2 separate regions of the Homo sapiens genome follow, and region 1 is linked to region 2. A link is a loop called in an ENCODE intact Hi-C map of the cell type or tissue named here. Cell type or tissue: endothelial cell of umbilical vein. All regions are shown on one strand. Each heading gives the region's core, and the rest is flanking DNA. Links, peaks and the distances in the headings are about the cores only. Region 1 has its middle 14 kb from the start of PPP1R15B. Region 2 overlaps PLEKHA6 (pleckstrin homology domain containing A6).

Region 1 (9,724 bases), core at 977-8,976, 140 kb after region 2:
GACCTAACCAACATATAGAGAACATGTCACTAGCAAAGGCCGAATACACATTTTTTTGGTCAAACATATATGGAACACTCTACAGGACAGACATACGCTAGGTCTTAAAACAAATCTCAATGCATTTTAAAGGATTAGAATAAAAGAAAGTAATTTTATCTAGGCACCATAAAATTAAGTTAGAAGTCAACAAGATATTTGGGATATCTCAAATGTTTAAACTTAAAAATTAAGTGACATACTTTTAATTTTTCTTTTTTTGGAGACAGGGTCTCACTTTGTAACCTAGGCTGGAGTGCAGTAGCACGATCACAGCTCCCTACACCCTCAACCTCCCAGGCTCAAGAAATCCTTCTATCTCAGTCTCCTGAATAGCTAGGACCACAAATGTGTGCCACCATGTCCACGTTTTTTGTTGTTATTGTTGTTGTTGTTGTTTTGTTTGTTTGCTTTTCTGCAGAGACAGGGTCTCCCTATTTTGCCCAGGCTGGTCTCGAGCTCCTGGGCTCAAGTGATCCTCCCGCCTCGGCCTCCCAAAGTGCTGGGATTACAGGTGTGAGCAACTGTGCCTGGCCAAAATGACACAATTCCAATAACCATAGGTCGAAGAAATCACACAGGAAATTAGAAAATAGCTTGAACTGAATGAAAATGAAAACACAACATATAAACATATGTGAGAAGCAGCTAATGATGCCTATAGGGAACCTTTTAGCATTAGATATTTATATTAGAAGAAAAGAAAGGTCTTGAATCAGTGGTCTAAGTGCCACCTTAAGAATTAGAAAAAGAACAAATTGAACCCCAAAAAAGGAGAAGAAAGAAAATGCACTACAGATCAGAAATCAATGGACAAAACAAAGCAAAACAAAAAACAATTGGAAAACAATCAATGAAACCAAAAGCTGGTTCTTTAAAAAGATCAATAAAATTAATAAACCTCTAGCCAGACTGATAAGCAAAAAAAGAGAGAGAGAGAAGACGACATAAATTACCAAGATCAGGAATGAAAAAGAAGACATCACTGATCCTAAAGACAAGGCAAGGATTCCTCCTCTGACCACTTCTACTTGCCTTTGTACTTGTTATACTAGCTGGTACAATAAAGCAAGAAAAACATAAATAAAAGGCATACAGATGAGAAAGAAGGAAGCGAAGTCATTTTTATTCTAAGACATGATCATCTATGTAAAATATTCAAAGGTCACAAGACACAGAGTTAATATAGAAAAATAAATTGTATTTCTATATTACTAGCAAAGAAGTGGAAATTGAAATGAAAAAAGTACAATTTATAATAGTATCTCAAAAAGGAAATATTTAGGGATAATGTAACAAAATATGTACAAGATCAATATATTGAATACTACAAAACACTTGAGAGAAACTTAAAAAGACTCAAATAAATGGAGAAATATAGTGTGTTTATGGATCAAAGGACTCAATATTGTTAAGATGTCAACTCTTCCTAAATCAATCCATACAGTCAGTGTAATTCCATTCAATGCCCAACCAGCACCCCCCACCTGCCCCGCATTTTTTTTGGTAAGAATTAATAAGCTAGTCCTGAAATTCAAATAGAAATGCAAAGGGTGACACTCCTATTTGGCAGCCATTTCTCTTAAAGCTCAGTGGTTCTGGACCTGCAGTATCTGCTGAGTTAGGAGGGACAGGAGAGTAGCAGCTAGGTCGGTGGCAAATAGCCCGCAACATTCCCTTTAGTTACAATGAGTTTACCCCTCAATCTCAAATATTTCCTCAGTGGATTAACAGGAGAGCCAGTGATGGTGAAGCTTAAGTGGGAATGGAGTATAAGGGCTACCTGGTATCTGTAGATGGCTATATGAACATGCAGCTTGCAGATACAGAATTCATAAATGAGGCATTGCCTGGACATCTAGGTGAAGTTTTAATAAGGTGTAATAATGTCCTTTATATCAGAGATGTGGAAGAAGAGGAAATGGGGAAATGAGTGAATAGCATCTTTTGAAGAGGATTTTTTAAATATGTATTTCTAGACAATAAAGATTTGTTTTTCAAAAAAAAAAAAAGCAAAGGGCCTGGAGTAACAAAAACCATTTTGAAAAAGAACAAAGTAATTTCAAGACTCACTATAAAGTTACAGTAATCAAGGCAGTGTGGTATTTATGTAAGCACAGAGATACAGATCAATGAAACAGAATACAGGGTCCAGAAATAGATCCATCTACATGGTCAACTGAAATTTGAAAAATATGTCAAAATTACTCAATGGAGAAAGGATAGTCTTTTCAACAATTGAATATCCATGTGCAAAAATATGAAGCTTAACCCTTGCCCTCATAACACATACAAAGGTTAACTCAGAGTGAATGACAAGACTTAAATGTCAGAGCTAAAACTACAAAACTTCTAGAAGTAAACATAAACAAAAATATTCATGACTTTGTTAGGGAAAAACTTCTAAGACCTTTGGAAAAGCATGGACCATAGAAGAAAAAATTGATAAACTGAACTTCTGCAAAATTAAAAAAATTCTGCTCCCCAAATTACATAATTTAAAAAATAAAAAGGCAAGCCACAGACTGGGAGAAATATTTGCAAAATATAAAGGACTTATATCTAGAATATGTTTTTAAAGACACACACACATACACAAATCCATATAAATACTAACAATTTGGCTTAAAAAAAAGGACAAAAGATTTGAACAGACACTTGACTGAAGAAGGTATTTATCAATGCAAATAAACATGTGGAAAGATGCTCCATATCATTAAACACCAAGGAAATGCAAATTTACACCAAAATAAGATGCCACTAGAATAGCTAAACTTAAAAAGACTTACAATATCAAGTGTTGGCAAGGATGTGGAGCAACTGGAGCTCATACGCTGCTGCCAAGTAGTATAGCCACTTTGGAAAACTGTTTGGGAGTTTCTTATATAATTAGATATATACTTACCATATGATCCAGCAGTCTCACTCCTGGATTTATCAAAAAGCAATGAAATCATATGTCCACTCAAACGCTTGTACTCAACAGTTCATAGAAGCTTTATTCATAATAGACACAAATTTATATGTGCTTATATATGTATATGTTTATATGTTTATATATGTAGTCATGTTTATATAACTACACATATTTATCAAAACTCATTGAATTCATACTTAAACAAGCCAACTGTTTATTATCTAGTAAATGAACAAATAGTGGTATAATTATACAATGAAATACTACTCAGCCATGAAAAGGAATGGACTACTGATACACTCAACAGAAGGAATGGACTGCAGAGACACTCAACAGCACAGATGAATCTCAAAAGCATTACAGTAAAGAAGCCCACCACAGAAGGGTCCATGCTGTACATCCGATACCATTTTTCTGAAATTCTAGAAGAGCTAAAAGTGTTGAAAGCAGATCAAAGGCCAGACGTGGTGGCTCACACCTGCAATCCCAGCATGTTGGGAGGCCAAAACAGGCAGATCTCTTGAGCCCAGAAGTTCAAGACTAGCCTGGGCAACATGCCAAAACCTTATCTCTACTAAAAATACAAAAAAAAAAAAAAAAGCAAAAACAAAAACAAAAAAAAAAAAACAAAAAACCAGCTGGGTGTGGTCGCACACAGCTGTAGTCCCAGCTACTCAGGAGGCTGAGGTGGGAGGATCACCTGAACCCAGGGAGATAAGGCTGCAGTGAGCCGTGATCACACCACTACACTCCAGCCTGGGTGACAGTAAGACCCTGTCTGTCAAAAAAAAAAAAAAAGACAAAGAAAAGAAAAGCAATGGCTGCCAAAAGCTGGAGGTTGGGAAGGGGACCGAATACAAAAGAACATAAGGGAACTTTCTGGGTGATGGAAATGATCCATATTTTGATAGTGGTGGTGTTTATATGACTACACGTGTTTATCAAAACTCATTGAATTCATACTTAAAATGAGTGAAACTTATTGTAAATTATACTTTAATAAGTTAATAAAAAACAAGAAGTGGGTTGGGGAGACGTTGCTCAAAGGATACAAACTTTCAGTGAGGAGGAATAAGTTCAAGAGATCTACTGTACGACATGGTGACCATAGTCAATAACAATGTATTATATTCTTGCAAATTGGCCAGGTGAGGTGGCTCACACCTGTAATCTCAACACTTTGGGAGGCAGGAGGAACACTTAAGCCTAGGACTTCAAGACCAGCCTGGGCAATATAGGGAGATCTCGCCCCTACAGATAACTTAAAAATTAGCCTGTTGTGGTGGTGTGAGCCTGTGGTCCCAGCTACTCGGGAAACTGAGGCAAGAGGATTGCCTGAGCCCAGGAGGTTGAGGCTGAAGAAAGCCATGATCATGCCACTGCACTCCAGCTTGGCAACAGAGCAAGGTTCTGTCTCAAAATAAATAAATACATAAATAAATAATAAAATAAAATAAAATAAATAAATAAAAAGCCCAGGCGTGATGGCTCACGCCTGTAATCCCAGCACTTTGGAAGGCCAAGGCAGGCAGATCACCTGAGCTCAGGAGTACGAGACCACCCTGGGCAACATGGGGTGAAACCTGTCTCTACTAAAATACAAAAAATTAGCCGGGTGTGGTGGCACGCGCCTGTAGTCCCAGCTACTTGGGAGGCTGAGACATGAGAATTGCTTGAGCCCAGGACGCGGAGGTTACAGTGAGGCGAAATTGCACCACTGCACTCCAGCTTGTCTCAAATAAATAAATAAATAGAAAAAGGAAATTGCTAAGAGTAGATTTTAAGGGTTCTTACCACAAAAAAAATGCTAAGTATGTGAGGTAATACATGTTAATTAGCTTGACTTACCATTCCACAATGTACACATATTTCAAAACATCATGTTGTAGACAGTAAACATATACAATTTTTGTCAATTTAAAAAACAGAAAAGTTTAAAAAACAATGTCCTCAACCATCTTAGAAAACTGGATATGAATGGTATCCTGCATAATGAAGTGCCTTTCATAACGATGACAATGTTTCAGCGAACCTTAGGCTACCACTGGAAAGAGTAGTCATGACGACCTTACATCAACTGATTTAAAACTTTGGGTTTCAGGTCATCACTAATAATGCTAGCTTTTCAAAAAAAAAAAAATCAAATACTACAAATACAAAATAATGTAAACATTGAAGATAGACCTTTTCACATACAAAATTGCTTCTTTGAAATGAATTCATAAATTACTTGTTATGTCGGGAGGGAGCCTGTGTGTTGGAAAAAAGAGGCTATGGAAATTACCACTTGAGTTAAAGAAAAGTGTATCATGTGTCTAAAATACTCTGGTCACTGCGCAGACCCTTCCACCACAGAGGAAGAAAGGAAAGAGCAAATCACAATTAAAATTCAATGTGACTTGAACAGTGATAAAAAAGTATACAAGGGCCAAGTGAGGTGGCTCATGCCTGTAATCGCGACACTTTGGGAGCCCCAGGCAGTAGGATCTCTTGAAGCCAGGAGTTTGAGACCAGCCTAGGCAATATAATTAGACCCCATCTCTACACACAAAAATAATAAAATTAGCCAGGCAATGTGGTGCATGCCTGTGGTCCTAGCTACTTGGGAGGCTGAGGTGGGAGGATTGTTTAAGCCCAAAAGTTGGAGGCTGCAGTGAGCTATGACCGTGCCACTGTACTCCAGCCTAGGCCTGGGCGACAGCAAGACTCAAAAAAAAAATCAGTTCCTTTGTTTGTGTTCAAATACAAATCTTGGTTCTCCTATAAGAAAGAGCCCCTACTTCTGGGTAATTACCACAAAAAGGTGGAGTCACACTGGGCCAGGCAGGCCTGGAATGGGCAGGGCAGGGCAGTTTTCCAGCTTGTTTACACATTGAGGGACCCACCTCCAGGGGAGCAATAGCAACCAGATCTGTAATAACAGGTGTCCATCAGGCACTCCCAGATGGAAGATAACGCCATCTGGTGGAGACAACAGAGCATCACTAGAAACCCAAAGCCAATCTTCTGCCAAAGAGCTAAAACCCCTGGTGTGGTGGCAAGAATACTCTGGTACTCCAATGCAGCCTATTAATTCTGGGAAAGGAGGGTCTCAGTTGATTTGCTCGCATATTAAATTCATAAATTAACAATGTGTCTTATATTAATAATGACACTAGAATTAATGGATGTGGTATACCTAGCCAAATTGAAATTTGTAATTACTTTCTACAAATTTAGTTAAAGCTTACGGTAGCTTTTCTCTAAGGACATTTAAATTCTGTGATTCTACATCATCTGATGATTGTGGCACACTTGTTTCTGGTCAGACAAGGCTGTGTGGATGAAACTTCAATAAAGCTGATAAGAGAGGTGACTTTGGGAAAGCTATTAACTTGGCCAGGCCCAGTGGCTCACACATGTAATCCCAGCACTTTGGGAGGCCAAGGCAGGAGGACTGCTTGAGGCCAGGAGTTGCTATATGGGCAACATAGCCAGACCCCATCTCTATTTATATATATTAAAAAAAAGAGTCCAGGCGTGGTGGCTCACGCCTATAATCCCAGCATTTTGGGAGGCCAAGGCAGGCAGCTCATGAGCCCAAGAGTTCGAGACCAGCCTGGGCAACATGGTGAAACCCCATCTCTACAAAAAAATTAAAGTTAGCTGGGTGTGATGGCATCTGCCTGTAGTCCCAGCTACTTAGGAGGCTAAGGCAGGAGAATCGCTGGAGCCTGGGAGGCGGAGGTTCAGCACCAAGATTGCACCATTGCACTCCAGTCTGGGTGATGGGAGTGGAACCCTGTCTCAAAAAAAAAAAAAAAAGTTGTTATTCAACAAATATTTATTGACTATAGCATACCAGACACAGTTCTAGGCTCTGGACTCATAAACGACAAGATCCCTGTTCTCATGGAGTTTACAGACTAGTGAGGGTGGTGGTAGATGAGAAACAAGTAAAAATGTTAACAAGATGAGGGCAGAGTGAACATAATTTTAAAAGGTACTGTGAGAGAAAAAGGAGGGGTTGGGGGATAGAGTGATCAGAGGGCTCTTTGAGGTGATTATTTGAGATCCAAAGAGGAACTAGTCTTTCATGATAAAATGCGGTCTTAAAAACACCCACTTCAGAACATATATCCAGATAAGTCTTTTTCAAAACCCCTGGGACTCCTCTGGTTTTTGCCTTCAGAGCCCATTAAGAAAAGGAGGTATGGCTGGACCTGACGACTCATGCCTGTAATCCCAGCACTTTGGGAGGCCAAGGTGGGCTACTTGCTTGAGTTCAGTAGTTTGAGACCAGCCCGGGCAACATAGTGAGACCCTGTCTCTACAAAAAATAGGTGAGCAAAGTGGTGCACACCTATGGTCCCAGCTACTCGAGAGGCTGAGATAGGAGGATTGCCTAAGCCTGGGAAGTCGAGGCTGCAGTGAGCTGTGATCATGCCACTGTACTTCAGAGCCTGGGTGACAGTGAGACACTGTCTCAAAAAAAAAAAAAAAAGAAAAGAAGGCTTAACTCAAAGCAGCATTTACTATCACCTCTTTCTTTGACCCTGAATATCCTTGGAATGTTTCTGAAAGTTAATCCATCTTTTTTATTTTCAACATTTTTGAGACAGGGTCTCACTTTGTCGTGCAGGCTGCAGTGCAGTGATTCAATCACAGCTCCCAACTCAGCCTCCCAAGTAGGTGGGACTACAGGCATGCACTACCTTGCCCAGCTAATTTCTTTTTCTTTTTTTTTTTTTGTATTTTTTGTAGAGATGGTTTTGCCATGTTGCCCACACTGGTCTTGAACTCCTGGGCTCAAGAGATCCTCCCACCTTGGCCTCCCAAAGTGCTGGGATTACAGGCATGAGCCACCACCCCTGGCCAATCCAATCTTAAGTATAAATATTTACCCAACATTTTAGTGGGAAAATGTGCAGTGAGCTCTGTAGAAAAGTCAAGAACCGTGTGAGGTCCTTTCTTCTCGCATCTCTGGCAATTGTGCTCTTCTTTTGCTATTAAGTTCTTCATCCTTCTTCTTGGTAGGGATCTATAAAACAGTAGTGAAAATAAAATATTCAGCAAATAAAGGCAGGAGGAAACATAAAGGATATTACTGAGATAAAGGGGGAAGTATAAAAGATTACAAGAACAAAACCTGAAAAATTGTTCCAAAGCTGCTTCCCTTGTTGTACAGCTTTCCAGGCCTTGCGGCTCTCAGGCTCATTAGATCTCTAGGGTATCCTCCCCATGGGTCAAGCAACCTACTTTCCACAAACCTAGTTTCCCCTGTCTCTCTCTGATAAGATTAAGGCGTCTGCCAGTGGTGAAACACTGATGTAACTCAAATTGCTTACATGGTAATACATAACTCCTACTCTCAACTGCCTTCTCCGTTCCATGTGTAGAATGAGTTAGTTCTCTTTAAATTCCCTGATGTCAAACCTGTCACTGAAACATATTGGTTGAAAGCATCATAGGTCCTGCTTGATGAATCCTCAAAGTCAGCAGGGTTAGAAGAGATTTACGTATCCTCTTTATGATACCGATTATTATAGATCTCAATAGCATGCTGCCAACACAGACTTAAGTCTCGCTGGAGCACATCCAGGAAGGAAAAGATTGGTGTTTTGTGTTGATCACAAAACATTCAACTAAGTTCATAAGGAAAGATTCCAAATAGCTAACCTGTGTATCATTAAATAACTCTCAAAACCTCTTTTTACAGATAAAAGGAAATTAAGTCTCTCAGCTCAGAAAGGTACCCTGGGAAGCATTATTTTTTAATGTACCAAAAATGTCTTTGTACATCTCTGTATTAGATGCTTTTATAAACAACGTGCATTATGAGAAAAAAATGAAAATTTCCCATTTTTATTTTAAAAAGGTACAGAGAATAGAGTCCAAATGAAGTCTCCAAATGACAATATGCCAGAGAACACCAAATTCCCAAATCTGAGTAACTATCTAAATTTCTGAGGTCTCAGCCTGGACAACATGGCAAAACCCCATCTCTACAAAAAACAGAAAAATTAGCTGAGTGCGGTGGTGTGCACCTGGAGTCCCAGCTACTCAGAAGGCTGAGGTGGGAGAATCGCTTGAGCCTGGGAGGTTGAGGCTGTTGAGGCTACAGTGAGCCAAGATCGCACCAATGCACTGCAGCCTGGAGGACAGAGCAAGACCATCTCAAAAAAACAAGAAATTCTGAGGTCAGCAATTAAATATTTGCTTTTAACTTTCTACTAAAGTACAAAAGAAAAATAACACAATTTCTATGAAATATCAGGATAAGCATAGCAATAAATCTGGCTTAATGTAAATGTAGCCATTTTCACATATATTACTGGGGAATGGCAGACATGCTTCAATTAACCCCAAGATAGAAATAAAATTATAACCCGGGGATGTCAACTCAGTTTGTACTAAATATTGTTTAACTGCAACTAAATGTTAGTTTCTTTCCTTCCAGTTCAGAAATATATCTTAATAACTTTTCTTCATTATCCTTTCATCTTGAAAGTGCCTGAATTAAGAGTGCTATTATTCTTTCATCCATTAATAGGGTTGCCATAACCCAAATGCTTTCTTTTTCGGAGTAAAAATTTTTTTCTGATAACATTTATTCTTTTGAGACAGTCTCAATGATCCATATATCTAGTATTAAAGCATGATTCCATCTGACTTTATTTTTTGAGACAGAGTCTATCACCCAGGCTGGAGTACAATGGTGGAATCACAGCTCACTGCAGGCTTGAACTTCTGTGCTCAAGCAACCCTCCTGTCTCAGCCTCCCCAGTA
Region 2 (9,724 bases), core at 788-8,787:
CTGTTTATTGAACTGTGGACATTGGTGCTTCCTAGTGCCTGAGGCCTATTACAAAATCGAATTGCGACACCGACATGAAGCCCTGGTGAGATGGGTCACATGGCTTGTGACTAGAAGAACCAACAGTTGCAGCTATAGCATCTCATTTAAAATTTTTTTTTTCTGTAACTTTAAGAGCATGAACTCATCCTAATGAGGTTTGACAGCAGCTTTGTCACACATTAGATGTTTCCTCAGCTGTAAACTGGGTCAGAAGCTTGGAGTCACTGTCCAAGCTCGGCTGTTCACTGGCTGTGTGTTCTTGGCATGTTATTCAACCTCTCTGTGCTTTAGTTTCCTCAGCTGTAAAATGGGGGTAATAATAGCATCCATCTTACAGGGTTATAGTGAAGATTAAATGAGTTAAGATCTGAAAAATGCTTAGAATAGTATGGGGCATGGAGGAGGCATCCAATTATTGTAGCTGTTGTTATTATTATTATTATTTCCACCCCTCCAGGCTGCCTCCACAGGACAGTGTTGTGTACTTCTAGGTCGTGGTTTGTAGCACAGATCTAAACTTAAGAGTATGTGCTTATATAAATACCCAGCATATTGACCCCCAGCCTGTCTAAACTCAGTCTCACAGCTCCCTTAGCTTAAAAGACAAGAAAGGGTTAGAACCCCGGAGCAGAGACCAGGCAGCCACTGCTTGCAGCTCATGGAACATTCACTGCCTCTTCAGCTTGCTCACCTGTAAAACTGGGTTGATAATACTCCCTCTGTTTGCACTGAATTCTCAGGAATGCACGAGCTGTTTATGCAAAAGGGCTTTTGGAGGAACTAATGAATACACTGAGTGAATATTACTTTAAAAATCATCCTAGGGAGGGTCTGCAGGCCTCAGTTTACCAATTATGGAGTTTAACAACAACCTGTAAAATATGATAAGATGATTTCCCAGATTCAGGCTGAACTAAATCCCTAGCATTTTAGGCCCAGCCTAGAGCTCCCTCGACTCTGCGACTCCCTCCTCTCGCCAGAAAAAATGCAAATTCCCACCTGCCCCCTGGGGGCAGTTCCATCTGAGCTGAGCACTGGAGAAATAAGAGGTGGCATTAATTATTCATGTGCCTACTTATTATGCTTCTTTCCCCAGGAAACTCCCAGCTGTCCTAAAGGGCTTTGAAGAGAAGGGGTGTGTAGGCGCAAACCAAAACATAAGCCACTTTGTTGTGTCCTGCTTGCACCAACAAAGGTTGTCAAATGGCTGGAAGATGAGGAGGTGGGGAGGAGTGGAGAGATGCGACAGGAAGGCAGTGGGATGATAAGGGGGGCACCAGCTCTGCCTACCTGCTGATCCAAATACTCTAGGTTTCTTTGCAACTGAAGATCTAAAAGTTCATCCTACCCGGAGCCCGAGGCCCAGAGGCCAAACAGCAACACAAACAAACAGGAACACACAAAAGAAAACAATAAAAAAAGAAGCAAAGCAGTTAAGAGTTAGCGACAAGGACAAGGAGAGGCTTCTCCCTCTGCCCTTGAGGAGTTCTCAGGAAGGGAGGGGTTGAGGATGTGGGCAGGCAAAGTAGTTCTCTACTGGACACTCCAGGAGAGGAGGGGCACACGCAGACCCCAGTGCCATCTCTCCTAGGTCTGCCTAGGCCTCCCTGGGAGAGGTGAGTGTCATCAGAGCAATTTAGGCAGCACTTGTTAGCAGCTGTTTCTGAGTTTTCTGGAAAAATCGGTTGTTTCTGGGTGCGTGTGTTTGCTGTGGGCAAAGCTTATATGCTGTGGACACTGGCAGAGTGAGAATCAGACAGAGAGGGGAAGGAGCAGCCGCCTAGCCTCCAGCCTGCCCAGCCCTCCTCCACTCTGGCCTCCTGGTACTGTTATGGAAATGAGTCAGCAACAGGCTTTCTGGAAAAGGATTCTGCCTGTTGGTCCCAGTGGTCCTCCCCAACCCTCCCAAGTGGAGCATCTTATCTAGGTCTCTAGGTGGTGGCAAAAGTTCTCAGGAGAACAAATTCCAGGGAGAGACACGAGTAGAAAGAGGCAGAGAAAAAGGAGGAGATGCAATTCGGAAAATTTTTTCTTCCTCAATCATATCGCTTGTATCTCTCCCCAAAAGTGGCATTCCAGGCAAAGGACAAACATGAAATAACTATGCTTCAGGGGAAAAAAGTTTAGAAGATCTTGCTTCTTGTTAGGAGCTCTGGCCTGATTTTTCCTGCCTAGGCCCCTTCTCCTGCATGCTGGAGAGGAGAGGGACCAGGATATTACATGCTCCCAGATCTCATCCCTCCTCCACGGGCTGTGTCACAGAGGAGAAGGGGTTATTGGCACCAAACTTGATACTGGGGCTAGAGTCCTGGCTGGGAGGGAGGAGGTATCCAGAGGCTGCTAAAAACCAGCCAGGCCAGGCACTAGGCACAGAGCGTCCCTGGAGTCCGCCCCAGTTTAGCTCCACCCTGAGTGGAGCACGGTGCGGGGAGGCCCTGAGACAGGTGGAGGGGAGAAAGGACGTACCATCTTATCGTGGACCGTGGGGGATGGTGGGTAGTTGTAGGGGAACAGTCCTGCAGGGACTGGCCGCCTGTCTCCCAGGTAATCATACTGGAAGAGAAAGGGATCGCAGAGGTGAGGGGTCTGGCTGGGACACGGAGTTCCCCAACAGCTGAAGCTCAAGGTTAGAGGTATTTGTGTTCAGTTCCCAGAGCAGATCCCAAACTGAAATGGACAGCAGCCCCCCTTGCAATGATCTGTCCAGGTCCTCAAGATTTGAAAAGACAGAACCCTCTCTGCCCTCTTATATGACGGCATGGTATCTGGCACAACTTGGGGGCATGTACAGAAAGCAATGTCCCCACTCAAGAGGCAAAGCCATCCCCAAGACAGCTCTCCTACAGACAGAACCACAGGCCAGGGGCTCCGCTGGGCAGCACTGCTGGTCCTGCAGACAAACGGCCCAGTGGCCCCGTGGCACAGATGCTCCCACATCTCTGCCTTTTCTCAGTAGATGGTCTTAGGCTTCTGGGGACCTCAGGGGATGAGGAAGGAAGGGCAGGCTGGTGGCTCACCTTGGGGGAGCTGATGGATCGCCTCATCACATAGGCAGCAGGGTCAGCATAGATGTCCTCACTGCGAGGTGGCAGCCGCTCAAAACGGGCACTGGGTGAGCGGACAGGGGAGTAAATGCGGGCACGGCTGTAGGAGCCCTGGCTGGGTGAGCGGGGCACAGAGTGGGAGCGGGGCTGCAGGGACAGGCGGCGCAGGGAGCTAGAGGCGGCATCCAGCTCATCATAATAGACTGGCTGCCGGGAGGGGCTTGGGATCCAGACGGTGGCATCCTGCCGCCCGTAGCTGGCGGGCTCCTTCCACTCTCGCAGCTGGTAGGCAGGGCCACCCCCATTGCGGAAGGCATGGCGCTTGTCCTCCAGGGCCCAGGGCGGGCTGATCCGATCATAGGCCGGCATGGAACAGATGCTCTCCGGCCGCACTCCTGGCGGGTAGTACTGATAATCATCGGGGTACTGGGAGGAGTAGGGGCCATAGTACTCAGGGACCCTGCGAGACACAGGATAGAACCTAGAGGGACTGAGAGAGAGGGGACATTGTAATGAAGGCAGACAACACGGGCACCCCTCCACCCACCCCAGCCCCACCTCCAGGTCCCCCAGCCTAGAGCAGGGTGCTTGAATAGGTACACAGGGGCTGAGGTTTATTCCAGAGATGAGGGAAAGACTCCTGTCCTCACAGCCCCCCTCCTCAAACAACTCCCCAAGGCTGGACACTGCACCATTCAGAGCTTCAATCTTTGCCTCTTTAAAATGACATATCCCTAGGAAGAAACGTGAAGCCTTATCAGCCATCTCCATCTCAGCATGAACCAGTTTATCAGATCTTTTCTGAGAGAGGCAAATAGAAGAAAGTCTACCAGGCACCTGAAGGAGGGCAATGTAGGAGGGATGAAAGAAAGGGCGGCTTCCTGATCTATTTTATATTATTTTAGAGATGAGGTCCATTCTGTCACCAGCCTGGAATACAGTGGGGCCATCAAGGCTCACTGCAGCCTTGAACTCCTGGGCTCAAGCAATCCTCCCACATCCACCTGTAGAGTAGTAGCTGGGACCACAGGTGTGAGCCACCATGCCCAGCTTCCTGACTGTATGATCTTGTCAGGGACAGAACCAGTAGATTCTTGGGACTCATCCCAAGTGGTTCTCCCCAGAGCAGGCCTGATGCTCCCAGGCACCAGACCACCAGCAATGCGCAGCCGCTCAGGCCACTAGAGGGCAGGTTCCTCCCGGGCCCCATGGCCTTCCTGAAGCTGTGGCCTGCAGTCCCTGGAGCTGCCCAAATCCCCAGGGAAGGAGCCTGCAGCCCATTTGCCCTGAGGGACACCATTGGGCCCAATAAATGTCCCCAGATATTTCAAAGTCAGTCATTGGATAAAGGCGTAAATGGTCATAGATGGCCATGTTGGGACCAATGAGCTACTTTGTTTTGTTTTTTAACTTCATATAAATCATGGCTTTAAAACAATTAGAGTTGTTCAAAAATGGAATGAGTTGGTCTGGCAGTTAGTGAGTCTCAAGTGGGTGGAGCACTGGGGAGAGGATGTTGTAGGAGGGCCCATAGCTTGGATGGATGTATGACTATAACAACTTCAGGCCCCCTCCCAAAGCCTGCTGTGTTCTGGGCTCCCCAGCACGCCGTGGAGAGGCACTGGGGCACTCTGTCCCTTCTTCTGAAGGAAGCAGACAAAGAAACCAAGAATCAGGGACAGCAGCCAGACTCTAATGGTGGAGCCATGGGGCAGGCAGGATTTGGGCAAGCCAGGAAGCATGGGATTTGCTTGGTTTCCCAACTCAGCCTGCTTCCAGAAGGTTTCCAACAGGGGATGCCTCGTGGGCTATGACCCCACTCGCACGCTCTAGCCATAATACCATATCAGCCCCACCCCAGCCGCCGGCATGCCTCACCTCCGAAGGTCTTCAGGCGGGGGTACCCCCCGGCGCAGATTCACCCACTGCTGAAGCTGGTTCATGGAGCTCTTGCGCTGGGCAATTTTGTCAGGGTTGGTGCGTGGTGGGAAACTCCGCCGGTGTCCCCCAGTCTCTCCATCCTGAGACGGGAAAGCTGTGCTCCCTGGCCGGCTTGGGGAGTGGTACTGCCAGCCATTGGGCTGGGCAGGCTGTTCCCCACCCCCTGGCACTCTTGGGCCCTCGGGGTAAGGGCTGCCCGGCTCTGAGGCTGGCTCCGGTCCAGCTGGGAGGCCATTGGCTTTCACCGGAGGCTCTTTCTTGACTTCTGGCCTCTCAGGCCTTCTCTCTGCCTTCTCACAGCCTCGGCCATCACCCTCCCCTCGAGTCTTGGCCTCTGGCTCAGGCTTAGGGAGGCTGTTGTGGGGTGGCTGCTGGTGGTGCTTGCTGGGTGGGACGTTCTCCGAGTCTGGCTTCTCATGGCTGCAGGATGCCAAGGGAGATGCTGTCAGTGACTCTAGCCCAGCATGGAGTGGGGCAGGGGGTGCCAGACTGGGAAGAAGAGGAGTGGGGAAGGATGGGCAGGGAGGTGGCTGGAACCAGGATTCTATGAACTCCAGTTCTGCTTCCTAAGTCCCACCCCTTCACCTTCTCGCTCCAGCCTGGGAAATTATTATACAACCTAATCCGCCCCTGCCCACACCTGCTGTGTTAACTCTGCCCCCCACGTCTTCTCTGCAGGTCATTCTCCACCCCACTCCCCTCTGTCAGTCTGCTTTGAGCCCAGCCTTCAAGCTATGGCATGACTAACCTCACCTAGTCTTGGTCCTCTCTGCGATCTATCCCTGACCCAGCTCCCCAAACTGGGTTTGCACTCACATCAGTAACTGTCCTTGATACTCCAGTGACAAAGGCTTGTCACGGGGCAGCTGTCTTTCTTATAGAAAGTTATTTAACTGCCAAGAGTCTTGGGCTCCTCATCAGCAGAATGGGCATAATAATAGCTCCCCTCCTAGGACTGCTGTGAGATAAAACATGGCGGGCACCAGGAGCAGAAGTTTCTGCTTTCAAACTCACAAGCACATAAACACGCTAGTTCCCTTCTCCAAAACACATTTCTTCCAGGACTGACTTTCCATGAGAATACAGGCCCCACAAGGGTAGGAACATGGCAGACTTTCTTCCCCTGTGTTCCTAGCACCCACTACAGTGCCTTGCACATTTATATTTACAGTAAGTATTTGTGAAATGAATGAATGAACTCTTGGAATTATGCCCCTTGGTTGAAGCGAAGATGGAAATTTGTGACAATTTTCCCCCTACAGCTTCCCAAACTCCACATATTCAAGTGGGATTGTTGAAACATTGCTTGGTAAACATTTCTAAGATATGTGGACTTGGAGCCTACACTGTGAAACCCCCTTTTCCTGGATCCCCCTTAGCACCTAACTCAAGACTCCACATCCAGTTAAGGGAGAGACAGACGCTGAGACCGTGGGTGACGGCGGGCGATGGGAGCGGCCATATGTTAAGAGTTTACTGCATGTTGAGTGTTTTACACGCACTCTGTGTAGGCCTCACAACAACCCTATGAGGTAGAGTTGTATTTGCTGGTTTTTGAGCAGAGGAACCTCGGGTTCAGAGAGGGTGAGTCCCTTGCACTGAGATCACGCTACAGCCAAGTGGACAAGGTGTGATTCAAACCTGAGTTTATTTTCCTCCAAAGGCGGTGTGCTTAACACACACAGCCGAGAAAAACCAGCAAATGACCCTGACCTCTGGCTCCTGGCCAGACCCCAATGGAACCTGGCTTTTCTCTTGGCCTTCCCGAGCTCAGAGAGAAGAGGAGGAGCTGGCTAGGGGAAGAGAGACTTCAGGCTCTGAAATCACTCAGCCAGGCCTCCCGCCTGGATGCAAGGAGACGGCTCACACATTCTCCAGGGCTTCAAGTAGGCACACTGGGATTAGCAATGGCCCAGAGCTGGGTGTGTCTTCCATTCCCCTCTTTATTCTTCCTGCACCCCCACACTCAATTCCCTGGCACTCACCTGTGCCGCACAGCTTGGGGCACTGACTTCTGGGCTGGAGGGATCTGTACTCGAGCAGCCTCCCCCATGGCCTGGATCCAGGCCTCTTGCTCCTCGGGGCTCTCGGCACTGAAGAAGTAGGTGCGGACCCCGGCATGCTCAGCCTGTGGGGAGAGGCAGCGTGTGGAGCTGGCCTCGGCCTCATCCACCCAGCACACAGTCACCTGTTGGGAGAAGACACCAACGCCCACAGAATGGGCAGTCAGTTGGGCCATTCCCTGCACCTGGGGCTCTTCCCCATGCGGAGCTCAGGAGCAAGGTGAAGAGGGCAGCTTGCAGCTACCCCGAGGGTTCCAGCTGGTACCCACGTATCCACCTTGGCTGGCTCTCTGGGCACCATTAGGCAGCCCAATAACCAGGTCAGCCTACTTGCCCCACCTGGGGTAATTAAAGCAGGAGGGACAATGATCACACCCATTCTCCCGGCAAATTCCATGTTTGATTTCAAAGGCAATGACCCCATGTCTGGGAGAGAGGACCCCCTGAGCACATGCCAATCTTAGCCCCAGCTTCACTGCTGAGAAGCTAGCACTGTCTCTTCCACGTGGAGAGACAGCCAAGCCCCTCTCTGCAGGCATGCAAAGCAGGCACTGGCATACAGATGGGGCACACTACCTAGTTGGTGGCTGCGAGCAGGTACTGCGGGCGGGAACCCAGAAGAGAGCTCCTGTCCAGAGGAGGGGTCCTCACGCGGTCAGAAGGAGGAGAAGCAGAGAACAGGTCAACCAAACACCAAAGGGAGAGACAGAAGACGACGTGGCAGGAAACGGTGAGGAGCACAGGGAAGGGGGAATATTCAGATTGTCCTCTTCTACTCAGCATTCCCCCGGGAATGGCAGCACCCAACAATGCCCAGTTCTGCCTACCAAGGGGTGGGGAGTGGAGAGCTTGCACCAGGGAAATTCAGGCTGGTGGTGGAGAGTGAGTCAGGGAATCGCAGTGCTAAGCCTGGCTCTGCTCCTGACCAGCTCTGCAACTGCAGACAAGTTGTGGTTTTGCTCTGGTCTTCACTGATGCATCTATTTCACGGGAAAAGAGTCTGCCTGGTGAAATTCAAAGTTCTTAGGCCACAAGGAAAAGAGGCCACAGGACTAAATGCTTTCTGGGACCTCAGCACACTTCCCAGTGAGATCCTCAGTAGCCTAGCTTAGCCCACTCAACAGGGGACATCTAGCAGTGATTCAGAGTCTCGGATGTGAGCCTCACTCCAGCCTCTGACCCCTTGAGCCCTAAATCCTGGGTCTCTGGGGGTTGAGATAGCTTCAGGGCTCCCCTGAACAGCAACGTCAAGCCCACACCCTCTAAATGCTCAAAAGATTCCTCAGCTGCAGCTGGTCCCACCTCGCCTCCACCTGTCCCCAGCCCTCATTTTCTTTCTGACAGGAGCCATTACCCAGCAAGAGGCAGGGGTGGGCCTCCTTCCTCTGGTCCCCACCCTCCAGCAGAGGGCTTAGCATGTAGGTGTGGGAGAGGGCAGGGGAGGTGTTGACAAAAAGCCAGTGAAGACTAAGAAGCTGAGACTTGCGACGGATAGGGGATAGAGAGACCAGGGGCCCAAGCAAGCCTTCTAGGTGGAGAACACAGGGTTATTGTAGAGCGGAGACACACAGGCAGGGCTCGTGGGTGTGTCCTGGGGTGGGTGGGAGCGGGCAGCAAATGAATTCATCAATTCAATGAGCATCCAGGGAGCAGCCTGTGTGTGCAGAACTCGCTGGGGGCACCAGTCACAAGGAAGGCAAAGACAGGCTCTTGCACTTGAAGAGCTGACAGTCACGCTGGGGGACAAAACATGCCGCGGGAAACAAGGAGAGAGCAGAGGCACAGGGACAAGTGCTGTGACAGGAGAAGGCAGAGGGCCTGGGAAAAGACAGGGCCATTGATGGGGAGTGGGTAGGGGCGCTGGCCTGGAACTATGAAAGGGGGCCAGAGAATTGAGGGAGCTGTCCCAGCGGGGCAAAGCCCCCGGAGCCTCTGTGGGGCCAGAGTTAGGGAGAGGTTAAGGCATTCAGCGGTAGCCTGGGCAGGAACAGTTCCTGGCTCATTCTTAGCCATCCAAGAGTTTCGCTCGGTGGCCACAACAGGACAAGCCTCCCATCTGTCTCAGCTCCCCTCCCTTCCCTGGGGAAGGGCCATGGAATAGCCACAATCAGAACCCTTTGTGGGCCACCGAGCACAGCCCTCAGAGTCAGGTTTAAAAGAGGCAGCGCAGTGTGGGGGAAGGAGGCGAGGGGCTGGTGGGCAGAGAGGTGATATCTGGGATCTGTGGTGGAGGGAGTGTGTCAGTCACTCGGGGATGTTTATCTCACGCCTGCTGCTGGCAGAGCTCCGAGCTGGAACGTGTCTGTGTCTCTGCACAGGTCTGGTGGGGAGGGTGAGACAGGCTGTTTGATTGTGTGTGTGGGTGTGTGTGTGTGTGTCTGTGTATAACAGGACTACTTGTTGTTGGTTAAACAGCCTGTTCCTATTTCCCCAGCTAGAACTGGCTCCCTGGAGTCAGAGCTTTATTAATTGTTCATTCTCTTCACACCTCTGGCATACAAGACCCCGGGAGGCTGGAAACTAATTATGTGCCAAATAAGTCCTTCCTTGCTCCCTGTAGCGGGCCCTGTGCATGCTGCCCAGCTCTCTTCTGTGGCCAGGTGACTGGAGCCTGAAGGACAGGAAGGGACAGAG

Evidence for each region. Hi-C counts contacts between places; a loop is a spot of excess contacts. Peaks named below come from ENCODE experiments on the same cell type or tissue, not always from the same donor. Only the 100,000 strongest peaks of a DNase experiment are listed, where the experiment ranks them.
Region 1: it touches region 2 in a loop (7-fold over the local background); 2 of 110 quality-filtered maps call a loop at or near these places.

What each region holds. Positions count from the first base shown.
Region 1 is chr1:204,392,814-204,402,537 of GRCh38, forward strand. It overlaps the pseudogene LOC124904489 and a transcript of PPP1R15B not described here. Among named protein-coding and RNA genes, the nearest start is that of PPP1R15B, 14 kb to the right of the region's middle. In endothelial cell of umbilical vein, for the core only: a CTCF peak has its summit at 5,914 (motif pointing left); a DNase peak (open chromatin) is centred at 5,868.
Region 2 is chr1:204,254,294-204,264,017 of GRCh38, forward strand. It overlaps PLEKHA6 (pleckstrin homology domain containing A6), which reads right to left. Exons shown (of 23, transcript NM_014935.5): 7 at 7,013-7,155; 8 at 4,965-5,447; 9 at 3,060-3,576. Among named protein-coding and RNA genes, the nearest start is that of GOLT1A, 45 kb to the left of the region's middle. RefSeq lists an enhancer at 1-355. In endothelial cell of umbilical vein, for the core only: a CTCF peak has its summit at 4,270 (motif pointing right); a DNase peak (open chromatin) is centred at 4,308.